Regions from separate parts of the Homo sapiens genome. Here region 1 is linked to region 2. Evidence: read pairs that join two places in POLR2A ChIA-PET (ENCODE). Cell type or tissue: PC-9. All regions are shown on one strand. Each heading gives the region's core, and the rest is flanking DNA. Links, peaks and the distances in the headings are about the cores only. Region 1 has its middle 66 kb from the start of KCNK1. Region 2 has its middle 140 kb from the start of MIR4427.

What was found. ChIA-PET counts read pairs that join two places held together with the same protein. Peaks named below come from ENCODE experiments on the same cell type or tissue, not always from the same donor. Only the 100,000 strongest peaks of a DNase experiment are listed, where the experiment ranks them.
Region 1: POLR2A ChIA-PET joins it to region 2 with 30 read pairs; 2 of 35 experiments call an interaction of 5 or more read pairs at or near these places.

Annotation. Positions count from the first base shown.
Region 1 is chr1:233,540,056-233,555,557 of GRCh38, forward strand. No RefSeq gene overlaps it. Among named protein-coding and RNA genes, the nearest start is that of KCNK1, 66 kb to the right of the region's middle. In PC-9, for the core only: no CTCF peak of the experiment used is centred there; no DNase peak of the experiment used is centred there.
Region 2 is chr1:233,751,873-233,767,374 of GRCh38, forward strand. No RefSeq gene overlaps it. Among named protein-coding and RNA genes, the nearest start is that of MIR4427, 140 kb to the left of the region's middle. In PC-9, for the core only: no CTCF peak of the experiment used is centred there; a DNase peak (open chromatin) is centred at 7,969.

The DNA.
Region 1 (15,502 bases), core at 4,215-12,214, 210 kb before region 2:
TTACTGATATACACAATGACATAAATCAATCTAAACAATGCACAAAGAAGTCTCACACAAAAGACTGTAAATGAAAAAGTGTCTGAGGGGAGTCTCAATCCATTAGAGATTTTAGTTTGCCAAAGTTGAAGACATGCCTGGGAAAACCACAAATCACAAGAGCATCTGTGATCCATGCTTTTTCTAAAGAGGGTTTCAAGAACTTCAGTACGTAAAGGGAAAGGGGCAAGCAGGAGGGGAAAGAGAAAAAAATAAAAGGAAGGAGGGTTGGGTGTATTAGTGCATTTTGCCTTGCTATGAGGGAATACCTGAGGCTGGGTAATTTATATGGAAAAGAGGTTTATTTGGCCCATGGTTCTGCAGGCTGTACAAGCATGACACTAGCAGCTGCTTCTGGTAAATCCTCAGGATGCTATTATGGCAGAAGGTGAAGAGAGAGCAGGTATGTCACATGGTGAGAGAGGGAGTGAGAAAGACACTAGATATTTTACCAATCAGATCTTGTGGTAATTAATAGAGTGAGCACTCCCTCATTACCTTGGGTAGGCCACCAAGCCATTCATGAGGGATCTGTCCCCATGACCCAAACCCCTCCCATCTGGCCCCACCTCCAACATTGAGGATCACATTTTAACATGAGACTTGGAGGGGACAAACATCCAAACTAAATCAATAGGCAATGAGGCAAGCGGTTACAGTCTTGAGAGGCTTTAATTAACAATCAGTAAATCTATATTTTACTTGTGAAAAGAGGGAGTAGAGGAAAAAGTCAATTATGCATTCATTTCCTGCTCTGTAAATCTACATTTTACATGAGATAAAGTAAACATGTGATAAGCCGAGATGTGCATTCATCTGTGGGGAAGGGGCAGAGGGATGATTTCTACTCTAGTCCTTGTTCCATACTGTGAAGATAAGCTGGTAATTGAAATTGTCAGGGTGAGATTTAACAGAACTCTGTTTCAGGGCTACTTTATAGGGGGATTATGTATTTTGAAAGATCTGGGGGCCCACAAGAAATTTCCTCGTGAGCAATTTGTGAGGGAGACCATCTAGGGAGATATGCGACCTTATATTGTTGTGAGAATCTGGTTTATATATGTGAGGCTGTGACATATGGTTGTGAAATTACAGCTATCTGTTTGGGAACAAAAGGAAGGCAGTTTTTGCTTCACTCTGTTTCCAAGCTTAACTTTCCCGTTGGCATGGTAAGTTTGGAGTCCCAAGATTCTATTTTCCTTTGCAGGAGTATATACTATTTTGTTTTATTTCTCTGAAGTTCTAGAACAAACAAAACTAAACTATGGTGACAGAAAGACAAATTTCACATGTTCTCATTCATGTGTGGGAGGCAAAAACTGAAACAACTGAACTCATGGAAATAGACAGTAGAATGATGATTACCAGAGGCTGGGAAGGGTATTCGGGAGGGAGGAAAAAGTGGGGATGGTTAATGAGTGCAAAAATATAGTTAGATAGAGTAAATATGACCTAGTATCTGATAGCACAAAAAGGTGACTATAGTCAACAATAATTTATTGTATATTTTCAAATAACAAAGAGAGTAGAATTGGAATGTTTCTAGCAAAGAAATGATAAATGCTTGACGTGATGGAAAAATTAAAAAACAGAAATCAGAATAGTAGTGGCCTCCGTGTGTGGGAATAGGGGTAGAAATTGACTGTAAAGGGCGATGGACATATTCTATACTTTGTTTTGTATGTGGTTAAATTTGTGTTCATCAAAATGTACACTTAGATTTGTTTTTTGAGACGGAGTTTTGCTCTTGTCGCCCAGGCTGCAGTGCAATGGTGCGATCTTAGCTAACTGCAAACTCTGCCGTCTGAGTTCAAGTGATTCTCCTGCCTCAGCCTCCCAAGTAGCTGGCATTACAGGCGCCTGCCACCATGCCCGCTAATTTTTGTGTTTTTAGTCAAGACGGGGTTTCACCATGTTGGCCAGGTTTGTCTCGAACTCCTGACCTCAGGTGATCCACCTGCCTCTGCCTCCCAAAGTGCTGGAATTACAAACGTGAGCCACTGCACCCAGCCTTAGGTTTGTATTTTATTGTATGTAAATCATGATTCAAAAGCTGGGTTAATTTGTTGCTTTATGGTAAACGAAATCTCATGAACAAACCGGCTAACTGCCATTCCCCTCTCCTCTACCTTTTATCTTTTTCATCCGAGTTAAGAAATCTACCATCTTGGCAGTTCTGGCATATCGGGGAATGCCAACTTGAGTTCAACTTCAGAAGACACAATAGGCTTCCTGGAGGGAATATAGAGGACCTCAGGATACACACTTGGTCACTGGATTGAGATTCTTGAATGTTAGAAGAAAGATCCAGGTAATTGCTGTCTTGGATGACTAAGAAACTCGATCTATTGTGTGTTTACCTTCATGGACAAGAAAAAGGAATTCTGTCAAAATTAACTGACAAGTGACAAAAAGAGCAGTTTTGGAATGTGATGCTGTGTATCCCCAGGGAAACACATCATGTGTTCATAAAGAAAAAGCACTACAAGAAAACTTCAGCAGACAAAGCTAAATGACAGCCAAGATTCTCTGAGCCATTCAGTTTTCTTTGCCTGGTGAAAATGATCCTTAGGGTCCAAGCCATTTACAGGGTATTTGGGGTCAAACACTATTTCCCTATTGTTTTCTCTTGTTATCTCTTTAAGGTCTTGAAGAAGGCACGATAATATCATACTTCTATTCTTCACCAGCATTATAAGCCAATAGAGAAATGGGATAAATATCAGGTGAATTTTTATTGAGTAAATGGCGTTGGTGAATGCAGCTTAGATCTGCAGGCAAGTAGGCTTCCTAATACTTAGCTGCGATCCACTTAGAGGATTTTGGGGCTCAGAAACCAATACTCCAAAATACGGCATTTTGACAAACTGAACTAAAGCAGCCTCAAGGTCCCTCAGACCTCCCCCAGCCTCCACAGTTTCTCCCAAAACATGGGAAAAAGCTGCTCTCTGAAGTTCCTTTATCTGCCTAAAGTCCAGAACCACCAAGGAGAACAATTGGTTTTTCTTCTCTTTCCTGTTATCTCATTATCTACTGCAGGAAAGCAGACCCACATGTGACCACACCTGAACAGATCCTTTATAAGACAATGTCTGTCTCTCCAACTCAAATTCCAAAAAGAACTATTTACCAGTTAATCTCTGTTCCCCCTCCCTTCATTCTCCCTAGTAATCACATATTGCCCTTCAACAGGTTTCCTCTCCTCCCCCTTTCCCATCCTTATTTTGTCAGGATCCAAGCCCCCATTCTTTTGTCACCTCAAGATGCTATATAAGCTTCTGTACCCACTGTGGGGCTGTATCTTCATTCTGAAGCTTCCCGTGTATATATATTAGATAGATGTGTATACCTTTTATCCTCTTAATCAGCCTTTTGTGAGTTGATTTTTCAGTGAACCTTCAGGAGGCCCAGGGCCTGGTCCCCTGCAAGGCAGTGCTGGGTCACTCTGCCCTCCACCACCAGGCAAGGCTTCTGTGTGTAAACTTCTGCAGGGCTGACAGTAATCAACAATACGTTCTCTCTGCAGTCAGGTTCCCTTTCAAAAAGGAAAGAATAAGAGGATTAAAATAATGCCTTACTTTTCTTCCAAACTCCCAATCAAGGAAGACTCTCACTTTCCCTGGGTGAGGCTGGGAGTGTTTTGCTGACGGAGCTCCATCTACGTGGGAGTAGGGATGACACATCCCTCCCATTAACATTCTCTGCGATCAGGCTTGACAGTCCTTGACTCTCCACACCCGGGCTTGTTCAGCCTCTGGAAGCAAGGATGACTCATGTGTTGCTCTAGTCATCCCTAGTACTGTCTTCCTGTTGCAAATCCTTTCCATTAAATAACCCTGATTTGATCACCTATCTTCTCGGCACTATGTGTATACCACAGAGACTTTTTTTTTCTCATGTGCCAGGTGGTATCTTCTGCCTCTTAGTAGACCTTAGTGGAACCAGGGAGGCAGTATCCTGGCACAGTTGAGGCTCTGGAGTCAGACCAGGTTTGGATCTCATTTCCAGCACTGCTTATCAACATCAGCTGGGACAAGCGCCTTAACACCCCCTGTGCTTAACTTTCCTCATTTGTACAAATGGGATAATCATAGTCCTTACTTCACAGGTTTGTTCTGGCATATAACAAGTGCTCCATAAATGTGGTCCTCCCCCAAAAAACTCTAGTCCCATGCAAGGAACACACTATTTGGCATATTGGTTAGACCCTTCTTTCATCTTTTGCAGTGTTCGAGTTTCTATCTTCCCAGTCCCTAACTCCTTGATGCCTTTGGCTTTCCCTAATTTATGCCCTTATGCAAACTGTGACTTCGAGCACCTTGGGCTCTTGGCATCACCTAGCAGCTCCCAGCCTCCTCCTGATACCTTGTGACTCTGATTTTGGACCACAGCCTTGGACCTGGCTGCTGATTTTTTATTTTTAGTATCGACTTCGTGTGCCCTCAGGTTTCACTTTTGTTCTAGGCTGCTCAGCAAGGTACTTGTCTCTTTGTTCTAAGGAAGAGGTACTTCTGTCTGACTTTTGTTGAAAACTCCTTCCCTCTGCTCCTGATTCACATCCTCCAAGTTTTCCTGGTTCCTTCTCCCTGTGCCGCTGCTTGGAGTCTTCGGTTCCTCCCTGTGTCATCTTCTCTTCTCAGCCATTAAGTTGACCACTCCTCCCTTAGATGAAAAATAATAACACATCTTCCCTGCCTCTCCCTTACCATTCATCCCCTTCATCGGCAACACACTGAAAATACTTGTCCGAACCTGTGTCTCTCTGGCTGCCTATCCTCTCACACTCAGCTCACACTTGCCCACCTCTAGTTAGGGCTCCGCTAAAAAATATCCTGTGTGACCTTGTGCCATACCCTTGTCTTTGGATATCAGATACTCTGACAGATGATGCTTCCCATCTTCTGATTTTGGTTGGACCAAAAATCTTGTTTTTGTTTTTTTTTTAGACCAACTCTTGCTCTGTCATCCAGACTAGAGTGCAGTGGCGTAACCTTGGCTCACTGCAACCTCTGCCTCCTGGATTCACGTGATTCTCCTGCCTCAGCCTCCCGAGTAGCTGGAATTACAGGCATGGATGGCCACACCTGGATAATTTTTGTATTTTTAGTAGAGATGGGGTTTCACCATGTTGGCCAGGCTTGTCTCGAACTCCTGAGCTCAGATAATCTGCCCGCCTCTGCCTCCCAAAGTGCTGGGATTACCAGCGTGAGCCACCGCACCCGGCTCTGGACCAACAATCTTTAATGCCCCTTTCAGTTGTGTCTAAGACAGATGAACATGGTAAGGTTGGTTTTTGCTGTTAATCTCATTGCTTCATTTATAGTAATTCTCACTTAGATTAAAATTTTAAAGTAAAAAAAAATTCTAAAGGAAATTGTTCATAAGAAAAGGAATAAAAATGAGCATCATTTCTTGTAATGGAATGTAATACTATCGTATCTTGCTGTAATACTATGGGGTGCCTAATGCTTTGATATTTAGTATATTTCTGTGCCTGGAAGGCTGAAATTTGTATTCACTTTGTGATTTTAGTCAAATAAGAAAATGACATTTATTGATCTATTGGCCTGTTATAGCTGAATTTAAGGCAATAAAAAGAAAATGACAATAGTATATATTGTCTATAGAACAAATAAGAGAAAATGGGCTATCTTATTCTTACTTGAGTCTCAAATTATTTTATATTTTTCTAATTCTGCTCATGTGTATGTAAATATAGCTGACGATCACCAGGAAATAAGCTGGTTCTTAGTGAAAGTAACACATCAGATTTATGTTTGAGAATTATAGGCTAGAAAAATACATAATTCCTATGTTATGTAGAACAGTGAGGATTTTGCTTCTACAAGAACAAGTCTAATAGTATTTCTATTCTCTTCTTCCCTATCCCATTCCACTGGCTAAACTAGCTGTTTTCTAGTCAGTACCCCCAGGATGCTCTTCGGATTCTCTCGCTTCTGTCCTGGGGCAAAAGAGCCTTTACCTTTGGAACTTGAATAGGGAACATCTTGCTAACTCTTACATACACCATCCCTGTAAAAGTGGGCAGAAATCGCAGATGTCTAAAAGGGCAAAAGCTTTATAAGTGAGGAGGAATTCCAGAAACCTAAAACCGGAAGTAGGCAGTGTCGATATTTCTTGTATATAGTCTCTTTCAGAGCCAGTCCAGTGTAGAAATCTTCTCTCTAAAAGATGTCAGGCGGGTGGATCACGAGGTCGGGAGTTTAAGACTGGCGTGGCCAAGATCGTGAAACCCTGTCTCTATAAAAAAATACAAAAATCAGCCACGTATGATGGCGGGCGCCTGTAATCCAAGCTACTTGGGAGGCTGAGGCAGAGAATTGCTTAACCCGAGAAGGGGAGTTTGCAGTGAGCCAAGATCACGCCACTGCACTCCAGCCTGGGTGACAGAGCAAGACTCCATCTCAAAAAAAAAAAGATGTCAGGAGTAGGCATATGTGAGAACAGATTAAAGATAATGAAAATGTTTTACATTTGCATATTACTTTGTAATTTTATATATCATGTTGACTGCATTTAGTTATTTGACCAGTATGGGCCGTCACTCACCCCAGTTGAAGTTTTTGTTATATTTTGTGTATGGTTGTTTAAGGTGTTTTTTTTTTTTTAAATCAAAACAATATGATAGCACTTGAAAGCAGAATATGCCACTTTGGCATAAGGATTATTTTGAGCTGAAGGCAATTGAGAAGTAGATACAAGAAAAACTCTCTGCTCTGCTCTTATTTACCTAAAAAAGCAGGACCTAAATTTGTAAAGGCATCCTCCTTTCCCCTCTACCAAGAAGGACAAAGGTTTCTCAATGGAGATGACTTAGGTTCTTAGCCTGAAAATCAGTACCAGAGGAATTTACATAACAAACTTTACTAACCAGCCTTTATCCACCATATTTGCCTTCCCACAATTTGCTGCCTCTAAAGTTTCAAGATCCCTTTCTTTTGTCCTCTAATTTCTTCAAAAATTTATTGTTCTTTGTGAAGATGTTATATAAGCCAGAGTTCTAAGCCACCTGTTTGAGAACCACTGATTCTCTCTCTCCCATGTATATATGAGATATACATATTAATAACTTGTTTGTTTTTTTCTTGTTGATCTGTCTTATTACAGCAATTTCGCTGAAGATCTCAAAAGGTGATGATGATTCATTAACAAGATGGCTTGAATTGTTTCATCCATCAGCCCTTCTCACTTCTTAGTTTTGGTTCAATCTGCTTCTTCTGTCTAGAACGACTCTTTCAGCTTTATCCATCCTTCAAATTTCAATGCAAGCACCAATCTCTTCAAGAACCATTCCAGACACCTTCTCCCTGCACTGTTGTGAGTAATCTCATCTTCCCCTGGAATGATGCTTGATATCCTAGTGGATATGAACTGTGTCTCAGCCATCTCTACTGCTTTCATTATGGCATAGTCTTCTGAACATGATACAAACTCATCCCATGTTTTTGAAATGGATATATTTAAGACAAAAATGTTAATAGCACCTCCAGGATGCTGGTTTCCAGGATGAATAACTGCCAATGCAAAAATTAGCAAAGTCAAGTATAAATTGCCTACAAGAAAAAAACTGAGAAATAAAGGTTATAGCATGCAGAATAAACTGGAATGCAAATAATCAAAGATCAAATAAAATGCATTCAAGAAAGTGCATTGTTTATTTAATGTGTTTAATGTTATATTATTTTAGAGACTGCATTTTCTGTATCAGCAGCCACCCAAATGACTTCCACCTCCTCCACTTAGCTTAGTCTTTACGAAGATGACAATGACAGAATTTTCATTTCCAGCCTACCCACTTTCTGTATCCACACAGAATTAAGTGCATAGTGAAATAGTCACCTCCTACACTCACAGTCCTTTTTCCCAGGTGGCTGTGGAACCAGCAAAACAAGAACTTTCTTTAAAGAAATCACAGTGTGGTGGTGATTACAGTTATATTATAGCTTTTTGCCTGTGTGGATAGCATTCAAATAATGAATTAACTGTTGATCCATTACTTGAGAATTTTTCTATTAATCCACTTCCTGACAAATCTAAACAGGGGAAAATGTCTTTGCAAATTGCTGTTGAAAGTCCTTATTCTAGCTTCTGTGGATAGACTCACTTTCTAACTCTGCTAGTTCCTCTCAGGTTCATGACATTTGCTTCTATTCCATCATCCTTGAAAGAAATCAAACCCTGTATCTACCCAACCAAAAGAAGCACAGCACAGTTTTCTTGCTGTAGTTTACGACACTGTTTTATTGATTCATTTGTTTCTTACCAAGCATTGGCCAAGTAGGGAGGCAGGGAAAACGTAGAAGTCCAACCATGTAGCAAAGCCCTGCTCTGTGGCCAGCTGAGACTTTTAGTTGCAAATTATTGAGCATATCATGAGGCCTTAAGCCAGCTCCTATGTTGAAGTTGTTGGCCATCATCACTGGCTACTATTTTGCCTTTGTTATTAGTATCCCTTACTTGCCTGATAATGAATCAGACATTCAGATTGGACGTTTATTGGTTGCTCTCACATCTGTGTGAACATGTCAGTCATCATAGTATTTCTGCAGGGTGGGCATTACTCACCCCTGGGCTCAGAGAAATGAAGTGATTATTCAAAGTCTATTAATGAAAGGAATAGAATTGCAACCTAGGTTTGTCTGACTTCAGATGAAACAACTGTATGATCTTGAGCTCAGATCCTTCAAAGTGGAGAAATATGAGCCCACATCTCCTCTGACACTCAGACTTTTCATTGCATTCCATTGTGTCTCTTGGCTATTTTTCACTTTTTTCCCTGACTCTGTGAACTTTTCATTTGCATTCTCTTATGTTGTGAGTGCAAATCCCAAATTAATCTTGGGAGAAAGGGCAGGTAGAATGGGAGGATGAAAAGGAGGATTAGGAGTGGTCCCACCAACATCCTCCCTTGTACAAGTAAACAAAATGTTTTGCAGATTTCTCCTGCCTAGCTACAGCTTTTTCTTTTTCTATCCATGCTCATGACTGATTCTCCACACAAGCTCCCCAATAATTCATATATTAAGCCATGGGGCAGACACCAAAGTGCTGTAAAATTGATGGGATTTTTGTAGAGTTCCGTTGCCACAGGGTATAATTACCATGAAGACCTTTATGTGATTCACAGCTGTCTTTAGTAGAAAAAAATCTATTGATTGTATTGTTTCCCCATTCATCCTTGCTCTGGTGTTGGTAAATTGAATTCAAGCACAGTCTGTTATCAAAATGTGAAAAATCTACGCAGACATGCAGATTTAGCATTAATCATGCTAAGAACTAGACAATTTTCCTGGATACATAAGGGTTTAATAAGAGTGAAACCTAAAAGATGTCTAAGTTCCTCTAAATTTTATGTAGAGTTCACATGTGTGATATTTTATTCTTAGTTAACAGATGCAGAAAGACAAGGTGAAGAAAGGAACTTAATTTAAATGACTGTTTCTCTAGCAAAGGCCATTTCCTCTAGTCAAAATGAAACCTCTTTAAAATTGAATTGGGAATATTTCCAAGTCTTCTATTTATAGGACACGAGAGTTGTCCTCTGGAAATGACTCCACCTGGGTACAGTTGTCATTATCCACGAACAGAGGATTTTGCTGTGTGTTATGAACTGAACTGTGTACCCAATCTCCACATTCACATGTTGGAAGTCCCAACCCACAGTACCTCAAAATGAGGTCTTATTTGAAAATACAAATTTAAAGAGATGATCAAGTTAAGATAAGGTCATTAGGGTAGGACCTAATCCAGTATAACTGGTGTCCTTATGAAAGGGGAAAATTTGGACATAGACAGCCATACAGGAGAACTCCATGTGTACATGAAGACTGCCACCTACAAATCAATGACAGATCCTACCTTCACAGCCCTCAGAAGGAATTAACCCTGCTGACACCTTGATCTGAGACTTCCATCCTCCAGAACTAGGAGAAATAAATTTTTCTTGTGTAAGTCATCCTGAGGCAGGATAGGTAGTCAAAGAAGTGACTACGTCCTTGGCATGCAGCAATGGTAGTGACCGTACAGTCAACACAATAAGCCTTATCATTTGCATTGTAATCAAGCTCATTCAAGCAAAACTATCTTCAGTAGGGACTTTCCCTTCTAGAAAGCATGAGCATTTTGATTTTACTTGTCCTCAAACTGACACTTTGCTCATTATAATAGTAAAAAACACACCCTTGCGTGGATATTTAAGATGTTAATGTGACATGCAATCTATGAACAAGCATGTACAGTTACTGCGCAGGTGCACCCCAAGGACCACCCAGAACATGCTTACCAGTTACACCTGTTTCCATCTCCTTGTGAATAATCCATAAGGGGAGTCTCCCTAGAGCCAGTCTCTGCTCTCTCATCTTTATGAGCAGACTGCTCTGAATTCTTTCTCTCTCAGGGTGTGCTGTCTATTCTGCACTTAACTTTCAGAATATTCTTTTTCCTTTTCAATTAATTACTGTATGCTGCACTTCTTTTGCTGTGTGTCTCTGTTTCAATTCCTTTAAACTAAGAGGACAAGAACTGAAGTCTCACAACAGTCATCAATAATCTAGCTTGTGGTACATCATTACAGCAACCCTAGCAAACTAATATACCATGTCCCTCAATGTTCACATTCACACAATAATTCCGTGAGGAATTAACAGATGAAAAAACTGAGGCTCACAGGCTCACACAACAAACTCCATCTCTTTGTTCTAACATGCTAACAATTATAATGCTGACATTGGTTTAAGAACAGCTATTCCAGAAGAAAAGAAATATTCCCGGCTGGGCGCGATGGCTCACGCCTATAAACCCAGCACTTTGGGAAGCCGAGGTGGGCGAACCACGAGGTCACGAGTTCGAGACCAGCCTGGCCAACACGGTAAAACCCCATCTCTACTAAAAATACAAAAAAATTAATGTAGTGGCAGATGCCTATAATCGCAACTACTCGGGAGGCTGAGGCAGGAGAATTGCTTGAACCCAGGAGGCGGACGTTGCAGTGAGCCAAGATCGTGCCACCGGACTCCAGCCCAGGCAACAGTGTGAGACTCCATCTCAAAAAAAAAAAAAAAAGAAAAGAAAAGAAAAAGAAAAGAAAAAAAAGAAAAAGAAATATTCCCATATTAAATATATTAGCAATAATGAGATTTTATGATAGTATTAATTAATATTTTTGAGTGCCTACTGGTGTCAGGCATTGTTCTAAGTGCTTTACATGTTTTCTGGGCTTTTTGGGGTCTTTTTTTTGGAGACAGAGTCTTGCTCTGTAACCCAGGCTGGAGTGCCGTGGCATGGTCACGGCTCACTGCAGCCTTGACCACCTAGGCTCAAGCAGTCTTCCTGCCTCAGCCTTCTCAGTAGCTGGGACTACAGGTACACACCACCCCATCTGGTTAAATTTTTAAAAAATTTTTGTGGAGACGGGATCTCCTACTATGCTCAGGCTCATTGTGAATTCCTGGGCTTAAGTGATTCTCCTGTCTTGGCCTCCCAAAGTGCTGGAATTACAGGCATGAGCCACCACGCCCAGCCTAACAAACTTATTATTAAGTAAGCATTAACACAGACTGTGATGCACATCACAGGTGATATGCTAATGAGATTACAAACCAGAAAGTAATCTATCTTTTTAATATAGCCAAGTAGATGCAATCTACCACATGCATGTTCCCAGGAATAATGATAAACTGCCCTTATGTAAGAGAACTTGACAAGAGCCATTTGCTTAATATTCACCTGGTAATTGGGGTAGACATCTGTGCTGGTTAATTGCCTTTATTTGAAAGAAAATAAAATTTCTCTTATCTCTAGGACAAGTATCAGTCAAAGCTTACAGCAAGCTCCCACGGGAACCAGAAAATAGGGGCACTATCTTCCTTAATGTTTATATTTCCAAGAAATGCCTCTCAGGCCCTTAAGAAAAACATTGATGGGTTATAAAGCTCACAAGAAATTTGTTTAGCCTTTAAAAAGATTTACCTGTATATCAAGGGGACAGGGGAAGGATTTATAAATACTAGTTTTTTTTTTTTCTAAGAAAATGTTCTAAAAAAAAAAAAAAAAAAAAAAAAAAAAGAGGGGGAGAAGTCATTTTCCCTTTTAGCCGCAGGGAAATGTCAATGTTTTTACTCTTACACAGACAAATGAGAATAAGAATATCCTTTATATACAGGGAGTTCTTACAAATCAGCAAGAAAGAGATAAGCACAACAATAGAAAAACAGGTAAATGGTTTGAAGAGATGATTCACAAAAGGAGAAACTTAAATGTCCATCAAACATGAAGGCAGATTATTGCATTAATTATCAAAGAAGTGGACAATAGAATAAGATTTTATAATCACATGGCAATCTGACAAAAGTTTTGGAGAAAAAGGTAATACTCAATACCGACCCCAGTGTAAAACTTTCATAGTCTTTTCCGGTAGGAGCATAAGTTGGCACCACTTTTCTGGTGGACACTTTAGCAGGGAGTCTCAGAAACATTTTATGAAGGTTCAAAATTCTGCCATTATGGGCTGAATGTTTGTGTCCTCACCCCAAAAATTTTGTGTTGAAATCCTAGCTCCCAAGGTAATGGTAGTAGGATTTGGGGGAGGGTTTGGGAGGTGATTAGATCATGAGAGTGGAGGCCCCATGAATCGGATTAGTGCCACTACAGAAGAGGCCCTGGAGGGCTCCCTCGCCCCTTCCACCATGTGAGGACACAGCGAGAAGATGCCATCTATGAACCAGGGAGCAGGCCCTCACCAGGCACCGAATCTATCAACACCTTGACCTGGACTTTCTAGCCTCCAGAACTATGAGAAAGACATTTCTGTTTTTTATAAGCCATCCAATCTGTGGTATGCTGTGATAGCAGCCTGAACAGATGAAGACATCTGTGTTCAGTGGCTTATCCAAGAAAAGTATCAAAAATGTACATGATTCATGTATATTCTTCAAGGCATTTTTTAAAATATTGAAAAATGAGAGAAACTTTAGTTAAATTTTGGTATAGCCATGTGACATAATTCTGTGTGCTATTAAAGTCTAATTTTCATAAAAAGCTTAATGACCAAAAAATATTTACAATGCATGTTGGGTGAAAAGGTCATGAAGGCTGGGAACAGTGGCTCACACCTGTAATCCCAGCACTTTTGGGAGGTCAAGGAGGGAGGATTGCTTGAGCCTAGGAGTTCAATACCAGCCTGGGCAACATAGTGAGATCCTGTCTCTACAAAAAATGAAAAAATTAGCCAAGCATGATGGCATATGCCTGTAGTCCCAGCTACTTGGGAGGCTGAGGTGGGAGGACCACTTGAACCCAGGAGGCTGCAGTGAGTGATGGGTGATCACACCACTGCACTCTAGCACTCTGAGGTGGCAGGACATCTTGAACCCAGGAGGCTGCAGTGAGTGATAGGTGATCACACCACTGCACTCTAGCCTGGGTGACAGAGCAAGACTCTGTCTATCACTTTAAACAGAGAGAGAGAGAGATAGAGAGAAGAAAACAGCATGAAAAGGAGATAAATAGTTGAATTTATTAATAATCACCATCACTAGGTAATGGAGGTAATTATGATTTTACTTTTGTTCTTTTATTTTCCTCTCCAATAAATAGATATTTGTAATTGAGAAAAAACCCACATTTTAAAATAGAGTTATTATGCAGAGACAGGCTCACAAAAGGATTGAACCAGCTCACACTGCGGTGCGCTTCACCTGAGCTTCTGTCAAATTTAGAATCAGTTAGAGGTCCAGGCAGCATTCTTACGCCCGTGACCCCTCCACAAAGCCTTTTTGACAACTCCAGGCTGTGGTGACCTCTTTTTCTTTCATATTCTTAGAGCACCGCTGTGCAAACCATCTACTTTGCCCCAGTATAATCTTGTGTTGAAATAAAAATTATAGCTGAAAAGAGCTTTGAAGGTCATCTGGCTCAACCCCAAAATGTTGCACTGAGGTGAGTGAGCCCAGAGAGACTGATTAAGTCAGCATTTATTTCTGTATTTAGGTTTTCTTTAGCATGCAAGGGAACACAGGGTACTTAGATTACCTCAAAGTAGGAGTCTATGGGTCACCTCAAGGTAAGGACTTGGGAAGTGAGAAATACAGTGACATAGCTGGGCTTCAGGGACACTGGATATAATTAGGTCATCAGGAGGTAATTAGTGATCAGGTCATCTTGAAGTCTCTTTAATCACCGGTGGTCTTTACTCACTACCCCATTACTTTATTATTACAGTGATTCAATTGCTCTACTGTGACTAATCATTTTTCTTTACTGTCCTTCTCTTTCTCTGCTGGTTGTTTACTTACTCATAGTTTCAACTGCTCTCGGGCTTCCACTGTCTTTCTAGATATCTTTCAGCATCTGTCCATACTATTAGTGATTATGATCTTTCTACAAATCAAATTCAAACTCCTCCACCACCCCAAAAAGTCTGATGGGTTCAGGAAGTTAACACACTGCATAGATGCTCCTCCTTTGCCCATTGAAGGATGCCAGGTCAGGCAAATTCACATTTTCAAAGTACTGAGGCTCTTTGAGGTATACAGAATGTTGGCCAATTTGTCAGAAATTCTTCAGAAGAGGGCTGATGCACACAGGTGCTGAGGCTCCCTGAAGGGGACGATACACGGTGCAGATTCCTTGTTTAACTTCCTAATACTAGATCCAAACTTTTTCTTTTTCTTTTTTTCTGCTGGAGTGCAATGGTGCAATCTTGGCTCACTGCAACCTCCACCTCCTGGGTTCAAGCGATTCTCCTGCCTCAGCCTCCCAAGTAGCTGGAACACAGATGCGCTCCACTATGCCCAGATAATTTTTGTATTTTTCTTAGAGACCAGGTTTCACCATGTTGGCCAGGCTGGTCTCAAACTCCTGACCTCAAATGATCTGCCTACCTCGGCCTCCCAAAGTGCTGAGATTACAGGTGTGAGCCACCATGCCCGGCCCCAAACCTTTTCTAGCATGTCCTCCCAAGGGAATTCCAAGCACTCTAGCTTTCCCTTCAATTGCACTGGAAATGCAAAACTCAGAGGGTTGCACAGCTCCTCTCATTTATTGATAAAAGCAATAACACTGCAACTACTATTGGTAACAAATAATTTGGGACCCAGTTGTTAATCATTTTTTTGACGTGACTGTGACTCAAGAAATTAATAAATTTTCCCAAAGTCACCTAGCTTGTTAGTGGCAGGACCAAACTGGAACTCCTGACTCTCAGCTCAGAATTCTTCCCTGGGCATCATAATCAGGGAGAAGTCCAATGTATAGCTCTGTGCTACATGCTATTGATTTCTTTTTATTTTTCATTATTTATTTATTTATTTATTTATTGAGGCAGAGTCTTCCTCTGTCACCCAGGCTGGAGTACAGTGGTGTGATCTCGGCTCACTGCGACCTCCGCCTCCCGGGTTCAAGTGATTCTCATGCCTCAGCCTCCCGAGTAGCTGGGATTGCAGGC
Region 2 (15,502 bases), core at 3,365-11,364:
TATAACACATTTTATTTGTCCATTTATCAGTTTATGTACATCTGGACTGTGTTCACTTTTTAGCTACTATAAATAAATGCCACCATGAACATTTGCATACAAATATTTGTGTGAATATCTGTTTTTAATTCTCTTGGGTATATACCGAGAAGTAGAATTGTTGGCTCATGTGGCTCCTTCATGTTTAACATTCTGAGGAACTGCCAAATTGTTTTCCACAACAGCTGTACCATTTTACATTTCACCAATAGTGTTGAGGATTCCAGTTTCTCCATATCCTTGACAATTTTGTTGTCTATCTTTTTTATTATAGACATCCTAATGAGAGTAAAATGATACCTAACTGTGCTTTTGATTTTTAGTTCTCTAACGATTAATGATGTTGGGAATTTCTTGTGTACTCATTGACAATTTGTATATCATCTTTGGAGAAATGTCTGTTGGGATCCTTTATCCATCTTTAGATTGGGTTATTTTTTTCATTATTGTGTAAGTTTTTACATATTCTGGTTACAAGTCTTACAAGATATATAGTTTGTAAATATTTTCTCTCATTCTGTAGGTTGTCTTTCACTTTCTTAGTAATTATTTGCCGCACAAACGTTTTTAATTTTTATAAAGTTCAGTTTATCTATCTTTTCTTCTGTTACTTCTGCATTTGGTTTCTTGTGCTTTTGCCTAACCCAAGTTTGTGAAGATTCGCTCTTACATTTCTCCTAAGAGTTTTATAGTTTTAGACACTAACATTTATGTCTGTAATCCATTTTGAGTTAATTTTTGTTCATAGTGTGAGGAAAGGGTCCACCTTCATTCTTTTACATGTGGATATTCACTTGTCTCAGCACATTTGTTTAGAAGATTATTCTTCCCTCCATTGAATTGTCTTGGCACTGTTGTCAAAAATCAATCAACCATAAGTGTAGGGGTTTATTCCTGAACTGTCAATTCTATTCCATTGATATATATGTCTGTCCTTATGCTATACCACAAAGTCTTGTTTACTGTGGCTTTGTAGGAAGTTTTGAAATAAGTAAGTATGAGTCCTTCAACTTTGTTCTTCTTTTAAAATATAGTTTTGATTTTTATGAATTTATTGAATTTCTATATGAATTTTAGGATTAGCTTGTCAATTTCTTCCAAAAAGGCAGCTGAGTTTTTAAAAAATAATACTTGCATAAAATTTGTAGATAAATGTGAGGAGTATTGCCATCTTAATAATATTGTCCTCTCATCCATGAACATGGGATGTATTTCCATTTATTTAAATCTTTTTTAAGCAACATACTTTTTATTAACACAGTTGTTGAGCCTCAGAGAAGTCAGTTAATCTCTCTGGATGTCAGTTTTATCACTTATGAATTAGAAATAAAAATGTCTATTTCATAAGCCTATTGTGAGATTTAGTCATGATTCCCATAAAGACACCCACTAAAGGGTAACATATACATGATGCCTAAAATTAAAATAAGATAATCAAAGTGAAGAAGTTCTCTAATTGCCTAAAAAAATAAATGGACACAGGAACCCTACTTTTGGAATTTGAAAGTATTCTTATTTAAAAATACAATCAGTGCTTAATTATCCAAGCGAATATGCTACACAGACAGCAAACAGTATTATTTATTGATATTCTAAAACTATTTTTAGCTAGGAAATTGCAAAGTTTAATCTCACTAAACCATAAACATATGGTAAGTGTAAGTACCAAAGTTGGCAAATTGAATGACATCTTTGATTGATATAAAGGTGAATTCTCCAGAAGATGACTGAGAAAATTGATGGTTGCTAGATGATACTTTTTGTGCATGCTGCATCTTTACAATAGGTTAGGAGAAAGCAGTAGTGACTTGTGATTACTGTACATTTTTTTAATGCCTTGAAATTTTGTTCAACCCATAATTTACTCAAGCTTTTCTTCAGTCCAATCTCCAAGGGCCTCTACAATGTTCTCATTAAATCTTTATTTGCCATTGCACTCATTTCATAAATGCACTGACATTTGATGAGGGAAATACCCTCACTCTTCACATTCATGCCTATTTCCCCCACTATTTAGCCCTTATCCTAAAATATCTAGAGTATATTGTACATAATATATTCATACTGAGCATGTATTACATCAAAGATAAATGTGTGAATGAGAGAGATATATCTTTTCATTCATTATCATTTTATTTGTTCATATGTGCATGTAAATAATTTTTTTTAGAAATGGATCTCCCTGTGTCACTCAGGCAGGAGTAAAGTGGCAACTTCTTAGCTCACTGCAGCCTCAAACTCCTGGGCTCAAGCAACCCTCCCACTTTAGCTTCCTGAGTAGCTGGGACTGCAAGTCCTAATTTAAAAAATCAGGTGGACCATCATGTCCAGCTGATTTTTTTAAATTAAAGAGAACCAATGTTGGTTTATTTCATTGTATAGCAATTTATATTACAGGTTAAGTGTTGAATAGTTTTTTCACCCAAACCCTTTTATACATTTCTATGTATGTTAGAGGGAGACTACTCTTTGGTTAGAAAACATAATTGTTTTGATTTGATGACAATACAGAAGGAAGTATTCCATATGTAAAAATATTCTCAAAATACAAAGATTTCTTTTTATTTAATATGTAGACATGCATCAAATCAATGATTTAAAAGTCTATCTTAAGAAGCTACAAAAAGAAAAGCAATTAAAAACCAACATGTGTACAAGGAAAGCAATAAAAAAGATTACACAAACCAATGTAATAGAAAATAAAAAATTAACAAAGCCAAAAGACGGTCTTTTAAAAAGATCAACAAAATTGATAAACCCAAAGCAAGACTGATTTAACAAAAGAAAGAAAAAGAAAGGTAAACACAAATCACTAATACCAGAAATGAAAAAAGTTATCACTACAGACCCCACAAACATCAAAAGAATGTTTAAGAAATATAACTGTTTGAAGTTGACAGTTTGCCAAATTAGATGAAATAGGCAAATTCTTTGAAATCTAAAATTTACAAGATGAGAGAGAATGTCAAAATTGCCTTATGTCTACTAGAGAAACTGAATTATCAAAAACCTTACCACAAAGAAAACTTCAGGCAAAGAGACTTTCAATAGTAGATTTTATCAAATAGTCAAGGAGAAAATAATACTAATCTTATGAAACTTATTTCAGCAAATAAAGGAAAGAACACAAGGAACACTTTTTAACTAATTTTATGAGACTAGCATAATCCAATAACAAAACTTGGCAGAAATAAATAGAAGAGAAAACAAATACAGACCAATATCACTATGAACAAAGATACAAAATTCCCTAACAAAAAAAATTAGCAAATCAAATCTAGTTGTACATTAAAGGAATAATACATCATGATCATATAAGGTGTATCTCAGGAATAGGAGCTTAATTTAAAATTCAAAATTAGTCATTTAATTTGTCATATTAATAGAATAAAAGAGAAAATCATGATTATTTCAATAGTGGTAGTAAAAATAATTAGCAAAATTCAGTATCTTTCATGATGTAAGTGCTTTGCAAATCAGGTTGCAGGATACAAGGTTAAATGTATTTTTATATACTAACAGAAAACAACTGAAAAATAAAATTGATAAAACTTTATTTTTAAGACCACTAAAAAATTATTTAGGAATAAGTTTAACAGAAGTCACTGCATTGAAGACTCCAAAAATTGTTGAGAGAAATAAAAAAATAACTAAACTAATGGAGAAGTATGCCATGTTTATGAATTAGAAGACTTCATGCTGTTAACATCATAATGAATGTCAATTCTTCTCAATATAATCTATAGATTCAGTGCAATCCCAATAAAAATCCCATAGATATTTTTTGTAAAAATTTGCCACCTGAATTCTAAAATTTATATAAAATGCAAAGGACTTAAAATAGCAAAACAGTTTTGAAAACAAATAGAGAAATGGCATCACCTGATTTCAAAACTTACTACAAAGTTTCAGCAATTAAGATAGTGTGCTCAACATTCTTTGTCATTAGAGAACTGCAAAACAAAACAACAATGAGATAACACTATACATCCACCAGAATGGTTAACATAAAACAACAACAACAACAAAAAAACCTAACAATATCACACAGGACTCTCATATATTATTGTTGAGCATGTAAAGTGGTACAAACTCTTTGGGTTCTTATAAAACTCAACGTACTCCAAATTCTACTTCTAGGTATTTACCCAAAAGAAGTAAAAACATGTATCCACAAAAAGGCTTATACAAGAATGTTCATAGCAGCTTTATTTATAATTGCCCCAACTGGAAACACTCCAGTATCCACCAATAAGGGAATTGTTGTAAATTCATGCTATGAAATACTACTCAGCCATACAATAGAATGGACTACTAACACAAAACCTTATGGATGAATGTCAGAAATGTTATGCTTAGTGCAAAAGTACATGCTGTCTGATTTCATTTATATGAAATTCTATAATAGGTAAAACTAATGTATAAGAAAAAAAACAGAACTTTGAAGGAATGGGGATGGAGAGTTCATTTCTAAGATAAAGACAATATACTTGATGAGGGTTTGAGGTTCAAGTAACATGCTTAAAAGGTTTCTGCACTTTCTCAAAAGAAAAAAATATATAAGCAAATATTGATTCTCAATGATGCATATGCTGAAGTTTTTGAGGAGGAGAGCTTGATGGTTTTTATTTACTTTGAAATGCATAAAAAATAAGATGGCTTGATGGTTGGATAGAGAAATGGAGAGATGGATAGATACATAGTAAATCAAGTAGAGAAATTTTAATTGTTGAGCCAAGGTGGAGAGTATATAGGTGCTTAATGTAAAATTATTTTGACTTTTCTGTATGTTTGAAATGTTTCATAATAAAATGGAAGGAATTGAATGATGGTATCAAACCATTTGGTATTTAGTTTACATAGGACATAGAAGATAAATGCAAAGGTTATGTTTTGAAATCACAATATTGTAAACCAAAAATAAAATCCTAAACCCTCCAGTCAACTGAATGGATATTCTCTACCTTTTGGAGTTTAGACAAAACTAACGAGCATTAATGTTAAAATAGAGATCTGAAGACTGACAAAACAGACTCTTTGGCAATAAGAACAAATTCCAACCTGACTCTTGTATAGCATCACATGATCATGAAGGAAATCAACATATTTTACCCAAAATATATTTCTTTGACATATTTTGAAATAACCTTGCAAAGCCATCTTTTGTGGCTGATATTTTGCATCTGTAGAGAATTTCCACTAATGCAGCGAGGGCTTTCCCCAATCTAAGAGAGATCGACTAAGAAACTTACACCTCTTAAGAGAACAGAATACCATCTGCTCTCTCTGAAACCTGCTCTTCTTGAGACCTTTGGAAACTCCTGTGGTAAATTCAAGACGACTGTCCAGAAATTCCGATGGTTGCTAAAGAATTGCTAGTGCTGAAGGGCAAAGATCAGGGGTTGGCTGGTCTTAGTCCTGTTTTCCCCAGAAGTGGACTCCTAAGACAAGGGTTCAAGTACAAATAGTTTGCCTGGAAGGTACAGGGAAGACAAACAAAGGTGTGGGGAAGTGATACAGGGATGGAAAATTGATTCCATTTCCCAATTGATGTGCGTTAGTAAGTCAGCTACCACAGGGGGCTGTCAGGGCTTACTCTTATGGGGGAACTCTGAGAAGTGGTATAAAACACACATTTCAGAATTATCTCATCTGAGAGGTGAGAAGGCTGGAGTACTTATACACTGGCTACCAAGAGGCACTGGTTAAGGGAGGCTTCCAGGGCAGGTGCACTCCTTAGTACTTTGGGCTTGGCATGCAAGGAGACAGAGCTGCCTCTCTTGGTTTTAGAAGAGGACATGGATACATGAATCTGGGGGCTGAATGTTGGCTGGAGTGCACAGAAGTAGCACAGCCTAAGGGGCAAGGGCAGGGCACAGATGGGGCTTGATGGCTGTGCTCCTCAGGTATCACTACTGGAAAGTGCTCCAGGCTCCAGGCAGTGATAGCGAGGGCAAGGAAACGCACGGTGCACCCCTGTTCTGACCAGGGTCTAAGCTAGTCTTCTGTCTTCACAATCCCACTGCCCCTCACCTCCACTCCTGATTTGACCACTCCTAGCAGTACTATTGTTGAGTAACTGCAAGAGTACATGAATCAGGTGACAGTTTGATGAAAGTTAAACTTGCCTACATAGATATCACATTTTGAAGACAATTGCAGAAGCTCATACGTGGACCCCTGGGAGTTCCTTTGAAGCCCCAGATCAAAATGTACTCAGCATGGCTGCCTGCATAGCTAGTAGCCAGGTAAACCCTTATCCTGGTTCCCAATTGTCAAACAGTCCTGATGTCTCATCCCTAGGAAAACTGATGACCCAATGGATTGAACTGCAAGGTAATCATTTGGAAGGTTTTATTTTTTGGATTTCACAATATAATCTTCTATTTCTAAGTTTTCATTAGGGGAAATCAAGAGCAATTATGCAAAAGTTCAGCCAGGAAATACATGACAGCTTGTAATGAGGTGTAGTCCTAGCAATCAAAGAGTCTGAATTTAATTTGTGTTCTTCTGTTATGACTTTTTATAATGTGCATTTGGAGAGCTTTTTATAAACATCTAAATTGCAATTTTATGCTACTGGTATTGAGTTGGGTTTTTCTTTATTGTGTATGTTACTAGTGTTATTAACTAGGGTATGTGAACTACTGATCCTCTAAGAATTTATTTACTGGAATAAAATACTGACATAATAGTGTTACTATGCCTGAATAATTACAAGATTGACAAAATGTCCTTAGCATGTGGGTGTGCCTTAATTTCTCCATTTGTAACTCAAGAAGAGTAATGTTGGTTTAACTCTGAGGAGAATTGGTTAAATCACTATTGAATTTTCAAATTGCGTTTTCAGGTCAAAGCAAAGAAAGCCTAATTTAGAGGAAAGAACAAATTGTTATAGAGTAAAAATTTAATCATTTTCTATGTTATAAATCTCTCCTATAATTTGCCTCTTTGTTTTTTCACTATAGAGCACGTTGGGAATTGGCAGAGAAGGCAGAGATTAAATGAATTTTGTCTGAAAAAAGATAAGGCAATATACAGCCAAATGATGTTTGAATTTAAACATTGGGTTTGCCTGGCCGGGCATGGTGGCTCACACCTGTAATCCAGCACTTTGGGAGGCTGAGGTGGGTGGATCAGCTGAGGTCAGGAGTTTGAGACCAGCCTGACCAACTTGGTGAAACCCCGTCTCTACTAAAAATACAAAAATTTGCCAGGCGTGGTGATGGGTGCCTGTAATCCCAGCTACTCAGGAGGCTGAGGCAGGAGAATCACTTGAACCCAGGAAGCAGAGGTTGCAGTGAGCTGAGACCCTGCCACTGCATACCAGCCTGGGCAACAGGGCAAGACTCCATCTCAAAAAAAAAAAAAAAAAAGGGTATACTTTAGAAATATAGGCTAAACAACAATTTTAAAAAGAGGCCAGGCACAGTGGCTCATGCCTGTAATCCCAGCACTTTGGGAGGCTGAGGAGGGCAGATCACGAGGTCAGGAATTCGAGACCAGTCTGGCCAACATGGTAAAACCCTGTCTCTACTAAAAATACAAAAATTTGCCAGGCGTGGCAGTGGGTGCCTGTAATCCCAACTACTTGGGAGGCTGAGGCAGGAGGATTGCTTGAACTCAGGAGGAGGAGGTGGCAGTGAGCTGAGATCGCACTACTGCACTACAGCCTGGGCAACAGAGCAAGACTCCATCTGGAAAAAAAAAAAAAAACTCTGAAGGATCCAGCCCATTTTCCAGTTAACTTCCTGCCAAAAAAACTCAACACTTTGTACAAGAAAATAATATTCAAACTCTCAACAAAGCAGTATTCACAATGTCCAGATATGCTAAAAAATTAGTAGTGCTAAAGCAAAAAAAAAAAAAAAAGTGACTCATAACCAGGGAAAATAAACAATAGGAACAGATACAGAGATAACACATCTGTTGGAATTAGCAACCAGGACTTTCAAGTAGCTACTACAAATACGTCCAGGTTTAGTGAGTCACTCACCAGGTAAATTGTTGAGATGGATGAAAGGTGTATCTATGGGTACTATTATGCATACTTGTGTATATGTTTAAATTTTTCCACATTACATCTCCAGAACCTGATTACTTCTCACCACTTCTATGCTATAACCCTAGTCCAAGTCATGAAGACTTCTCTGCATTAGTTACAACAGCCTCTGAACAAGATGCTCTCTTTCTTTCCTTGCCCCGCTACAATCCATTCTCCTTAGTCCTTTCAAAACAGAAGCCAGATTATCTCACTCCTTTACTCAAAATCCTGTAATGATTCCCATCTCAAAGTAAAATTCTACAATATCAGACAAGGTCCTCCAAGGTCTGGCCCCTCATTATGCCTCTATGCTAATGTCTTACTTTCTTCCTATTACTTATACCACTTCAATCACTCTGGACTCTTTATTGTTCTTTGAATGTTGCAGCCATGTTCCAGGTTCAGGGACTTTGCACTGTCTTAATTACTTTCCCTGGATGTTCTTCTCCTAGACATTTTCAAGACTGACCTCACAGCCTTATTCAAGTGCTTGCTCAGTTTTTACCTGCACGGTGAGGTTCTTTGAAGCAGATTGGAATATAGTTTGCAACTCTTCACTACCTCTCTGCTACAGAATTAAACATTGACATCTGGGTGATCAAATCTCATTAAAGTAGGGGGTGGTATGCTTCCTTCCTACCTGGGCTTATTTCATGGGACTTGCTTATAAATTAGAATGCTAGCAAAAAAGACACAGAGGTCTTGAATATGTTTAGGTGATTTGGCACTGACCATGAGAAAAACACATCCTTGTTCAAGAGGAATGAGGACATATATGAGACAGACCTGAACTCGACCCACAGCATAGTCCAAGTCCAGTTGACCCACTGACCAAAGATTATTGTAAACAATTGAGATTTGCGGATTATTTTCTATGTAGCATTATCAGGGAAATAGGTCAGTCGTGTACCCTCCCTGACCAACTATTTAAAATTGTGCTCTTACGTCTATCATTTCCAATAATCCTTACTATTCTCTATGTTTTCTACAGATTTAACATTTTTTAACACGCAATATCTTAAAATAAAGTTTATTGTCTCTTCTAAATGTAAGCTCTACTTTGGGCCAAGCTCTTTATCTGTTTTCTTCTCTGCTGTATCTGTGGCTCTTGAAACAGAGCCCAGCATATAGTAGTTGCTCAATAATGGAATGGGACAAATAAGTAAATGAATGTTTATTGCACTTTTGCTTGATAGCAAAAACTTGAAAATGACAGGAGAATGAATACATAAATTGTGGCTTAGTATAGTCTCTAGCAGTTAAAATGAGTGAACAAGGGCTATATTATCAAAACAAAAATAAATCTTAAAGATATAAAGTTGAGGGGGAAAGCAAATTGCAGAACGAACCTAACATTTGGATAAATTGTAAAGAACTATTATAATATTGTTTATGTATATATACATAACTATATACATATATAATTAAAATATATCTAAGGAATGATAAACATTAGTTCAAGAACATGGCTGCCTCTGGTAAGCTAGGAAGAGAGATCAAGGAAGGAAGGTGGGCAATTCAACCATGTCCATAGCAAAATGTTCAGATCTGTCAACAATAAGTGTTATTCATTCAATACATGAATGTTGTTTATAATGTTCTCTCTCACCATGTTTAAATATTCTTCATTTAAAATTCTAAACACTTAATTTTATTGATTAATAATATTTTCACATGGCACAAAACTCAAAAGATAATAATAAGTTATGTGGCAAAAATTCTATCTTCCAACCCTATCCCCTGGGAAGCCATTTACTTCCCTGAAGGCAACCAATTTTACCAGTTTCTTATGTATCTTTCCTGTGTTATTCTGTGCATATTCAATAAAGGTCTTTGTTCTTTCTTATTTTATAATTTACAAAATTTGTAGCATATTATGAACATTATTTTGCATTTTCTTTTTTTCATTGAAAAATATACCGTGGAGTTCATTCCATATGAATTTGTACTTGGTTATACAGCACTTCCTTATCCTTTTTATTAGTGGCATAGTAATCCATTGGATGGATGCATCAAGATTTACTTTGTTTCTTGATGAGCATTTTGGTTGGTTCCAATCTTTGGTATTACAAAAAAAAAAGTTACCAGAAAAAACTTTATACAAATTAATTTTATTCTATACCTGTATATGTATGTGTGTGTATTTGCAGGATAAATTTCTAATAGTGGGATTGCTCTCAGTTATACTATAGCAAATGCTATTGTATTTTTAATTCATAATTTAAAATTTCTATAGATATGACAAATTTCCCTCCCACAGACAATGTACCAATTTAGACTCCCACTGACAATAAATGAGAGTGCCAGTTTTCCCATATCCTTGCTACACATGGTGTGTTCTCAAACCTTGTAAGGTAAAGAAATATTAAAGATAAAGATTACTTTGACTGAATTGTGGAAAATGAACTCAAGGAGAGAAAGTCTGAGGGCAAAGAAACTATTTATAGAGTCATATACTACAAATGAGGTAAATATGGAAATCACAGTGAAAATGGAGAAAAATGGATGGATTTGAGAGATAATTAACAGTTATCACTGACAAGATTTAGATTTCATTGATTTTAATGCACAAACATCAATTTTATCAACATTTGTAAAATCAAAAATGGAAATAACCTACATGTTCAAAAATAGATGTTTTAAATAAATTATAGTCTATACCTATGATGTTATGTCACTCAGCAATTAAAAAAATAAGCTGTTAAAGAACAAATCCAATGGTGAGAAAATTTTCTAATATAATGTAAATACAAAAAATTAGACGCAAAACTGAAAATACAGCATGGTCTCAATTTTGCTGATCTATCTATCTATCTATATTTTTCAAGAAATGCACCAAATACATGACATTTTTCTGAATAATGAGATTACATTTTTACATTCTTCTGAATGATGAGATTATAATTTTAGTTTTTACTTATATTCTACATTTTCTTTACCAACATTATTTTCTATGAGAGAGAAAGAACAATTGCATGAACAGATTATATAACAAACACTGTCATTTCCAGTTTGACATCATTGGCATAAGTTACAGCTGTCCTCACTTATTTTTCTCCAAAGCTACTTTATCTTTAAGAATTTCAAAATGCAGTTGAATTATGCTGCCTGTGAGAAGATGATTATGATACTTGTAAAATGCAAGGTAAAAGCCTTGCGTGATGTAAGTGATAGAAGCAAGTCCTCTCATTATACCCTTAAAGAGCTTTCATAAACTCAGACTGTTTAACTCCTTTTACAGTTGAACCAAACAATTTCAGTTCTCAGTTTGTCTATAATTATACAGTTTTACCAAGAATCTGATTTATTATCTAGTACAGATGATGTGAGAACATTCTGAAAAATCTTTTTGTTTTTGGTTTCTGCACTTATTTCACAAAGTTGTTGCAGTAGATTTCTTTTTAGTGAATTTACAATTAAAAGAAAAAACCTAAGTTAGATTATTTTGCCTATCATGGTATTTTGGGATAGAAAAAGTACTTTATAGGCATTAACAGATTAATTCTTTGAATTATGCTATAAATAGTAAGTAAAGAATCATAGAGACAGAAGTTAATGTAAAGTAAAAGTGACGTTTAGTAATAATTTGGTCCTAATACTATTTTAAAATATAAAGTTTTCCTTTAAAAAAAAACTCTGCCCTAAAACTTCACCCCTAGAATATGTTCCTAATAAATATGACAAACTCTAGCTATTAAACAACTTCATATTTAATTAACCAAAAAACACATTTGTCCAATACCACACTGAGGTGTTTTTTTTTATATAGCAGGTACTTAAATTATCCTTCTCTAAGCACCCAGAATAAAAGTATACTGTTCCTTTTTCCAATTGCTTTAGCCCAATCACTCTCTTCCATTTCATCTCTGCTGTGACTTAACAGATGACAGTCTTAACTTTGGAGCAGCCTTCAGCTGTAGAAGAAGACAAAATAAAGTAACTCAAGGCCTTAAATTTGTTGGCATCTGTTCTTTAAAATGTAAGCCTGAATGATTTACGAACTATTGATGTCTGTGAAGGCACATTTATGAGTGTATATGCCTAGAAGGCACAAGCTATTGTCAAAAGAGCTGAACGATCATTTCATTTGGGTCTGACAAGACTATCGTCATTCTTTAACAAAATGTCAATCACTTGTAATAATCTATTTTAGCCAAGTAGAAGTGAAAGCCTGACATTTGCAGGCTGTACCCTGAAAGGTGTTATGGAATTTTCATTTTTTAATAATTATGCTTTAAGTTCTAGGGTACATGTGCACAACGTGCAGGCTCGTTACATAGGTATACATGTGCCATGCTGGCCCGCTGCACTCATCAACCCATCGTTTACATTAGGTATTTCTCCCAGTGCTATCCCTCCCCCTGCCCCCAACCCCATGACAGGCCCCAGTGTGTGATGTTCCCCGCCCTGTGTCCAAGTGTTCTCATTGTTCAAATTCCCACCTATGAGTGAGAACATGCGATGTTTGGTTTTCTGTCCTTGTGATAGTTTGCTGAGAATGATGGTTTCCAGCTTCATCCATATCCCTGAAAAGGACATCAACTCATCCATTTTTATGGCTGCATAGTATTCCATGGTATATATGTGCCACATTTTCTTTATTCAGTCTATCACTAATGGACATTTGGGTTGGTTCCAAGTCTTTGCTATTGTGTTTATTGCCACAATAAACATATGTATGCATGTGTCTTTATGGTATCATGATTTATAATCCTTTGAGTATATACTCAGTAATGGGATCGCTGAGTCAAATGGTATTTCTAGATCTAGATCCTTGAGGAATCGCCACACTGTCTTCCATAATGGTTGAACTAGTTTACACTCCCACCAATAGTATAATAGTGTTCCTATTTCTCCACATCCTTTTCAGCATTTGTTGTTTCCTGACTTTTTAATAATCGCCATTCTAACTGATGTGAGATGGTGTCTCATTGTGGTTTTGATTTGCATTTCTCTGATGGCCAGTGATGATGAGCATTTTTTCATGTGTCTGTTGGCTGCATAAATGTCTTCTTTTGAGAAGTGTCTGTTCATATCCTTTGCCCACTTTTTGATGGTATTGTTTGTTTTTTTCTTGTAAATTTGCTTAAGTTCTTTGTAGATTCTGGATATTAGCCCTTTGTCAGATGGGTAGATTGCAAACATTTTCTTTCATTCTGTAGGTTGCCTGTTCACTCTGGTGTTAGTTTCTTTTGCTGTGCAGAAGCTCTTTGGTTTAATTAGATCCCATTTGCCTATTTTGGCTTCTGTTGCCATTGCTTTTGGTATTTTAGTCATGAAGTCCTTGCCCATGCCTATGTCCTGAATGGTATTGCCTAGGTTTTCTTCTAGGGTTTTTATGGTTTTAGGTCTTACATTTAAGTCTTTAATCCATCTTGAATTAATTTTTGTATAAGGTGTAAGGAAGGGATGCAGTTTCAGCTTTCTACATATGGCTAGCCAGTTTTCCTGGCACCATTTATTAAATAGGGGAATCCTTTCCCCATTTCTTGTTTTTGTCAGGTTTGTCAAAGATCAGATGGTTGTAGATGTGTGGTGTTATTTCTGAGGCCTCTGTTCTGTTCCATTTATCTATATCTCTGTTTTGGTACCAGTACCAAGCTGTTTTGGTTACTGTAGCCTTGTAGTATAGTTTGAAGTCAGGTAGCGTGATGCCTCCAGCTTTGTTCTTTTGGCCTAGGATTAACTTGGCAATGCGGGCTCGTTTTTGGTTCCACATGAACTTTAAAGTAGTTTTTTTCCAATTCTATGAAGAAAGTCATTGGTAGCTTGATGGGGATGGCATTAAATCTACAAATTACCTTAGGCAGTATGGCCATTTTCACAATATTGATTCTTCCTATCCATGAGCATGGAATGCTCTTCCATTTGTTTGTATCCTCTTTTATTTTGTGAGCAGTGGTTTGTAGTTCTCCTTGAAGAGGTCCTTCACATCCCTTGTAAGTTGGATTCCTGGGTATTTTATTCTCTTTGAAGCAATTGTGAATGGGAGTTCACTCATGATTTGGCGCTTAGTCTGTTATTAGTATATAGGAATGCTTGTGATTTTTGCACATTGACTTTGTATCTTGAGACTTTGCTGAATTTGCTTATTAGCTTGAGGAGATTTTGGGCTGAGATGATGGGGTTTTCTAAATATATAATCATGTCATCTGCAAATAGGACAATTTGACTTCCTCTTTTCCTAATTGAATACCCTTTATTTCTTTCTCTTGCCTGATTGCCCTGGCCAGAACTTCCAACACCACGTTGAATAGGAGTGGTGAGAGAGGGCATCCCTGTATTGTGCCAGTTTTCAAAAAGAATGCTTCCAGTTTTTGTCCATTCAGTATGTATTGGCTGTGGGTTTGTCATAAATAGCTCTTATTATTTTGAGATACATTCCATCAATACCTAGTTTATTGAGAGTTTTTAGCATGAAGGGCTGTTGAATTTTGTCAAAGGCCTTTTCTGCATCTATTGAGATAATCACGTGGTTTTTCCCGATAGTTCTGTTTAAGTGATGGATTACGTTTATTGATTTGTGTTTGTTGAACAAGCCTTGCATCCCAGGGATGAAGCTGACTTGATCGTGGTGGATAAGCTTTTTGATGTGCTGCTGGATTCAGTTTGCCAGTATTTTATTGAGGATTTTCACATCGATGTTCATCAGGAATATTGGTCTAAAATTCTCTTTTTTTGTTGTGTCTCTGCCAGGCTTTGGTATCAGGATGATGCTGGCCTCATAAAATGAGTTAGGGAGGATTCCCTTTTTTTTTCTATCGATTGGAATAGTTTTAGAAGGAATGGCACCAGCTCCTCTTTGTATCTCTGGTAGAATTCGGCTGTGAATCCATCTGGTCCTGGACTTTTTTTGTTGGTAGGCTATTAATTATTGCCTCAATTTCAGAGCCTGTTATTGTTCTATTCAGAGATTCAATTTTTTCCTGCTTTAGTCTTGGGAGGGTATATGTGTCCAGGAATTTATCCATTTCTTCTAGATTTTCATTTGTGTAGAGGTGTTTATAGTATTCTTTGATGGTAGTTTGTATTTCTGTGGGATCAGTGGTGATATCCCCTTTATCATTTTGTATTGTGTCTATTTGATTCTTCTGTCTTTTCTTCTTTATTAGTCTTGCTAGCAGTCTATCAATTCTGTTGATCTTTTCAAAAAACCAGCTGCTGGATTCATTGATTTTTTTCTGTCTCTATATCCTTCAGTTCTGCTCTGATATTAGTTATTTCTTGCCTTCTGCTAGCTTTTGAATTTATTTGCTCTTGCTTCTCTAGTTCTTTTAATTGGGATGTTAGGGTGTTGATTTTAGATCTTTCCAGCTTTCTCCTGTGGGCATTTAGTGCTATAATTTCCCTCTACACACTGTTTTAAATGTGTCCCAGAGATTCTGGTACGTTGTGTCTCTGTTCTCATTGGTTTCAAAG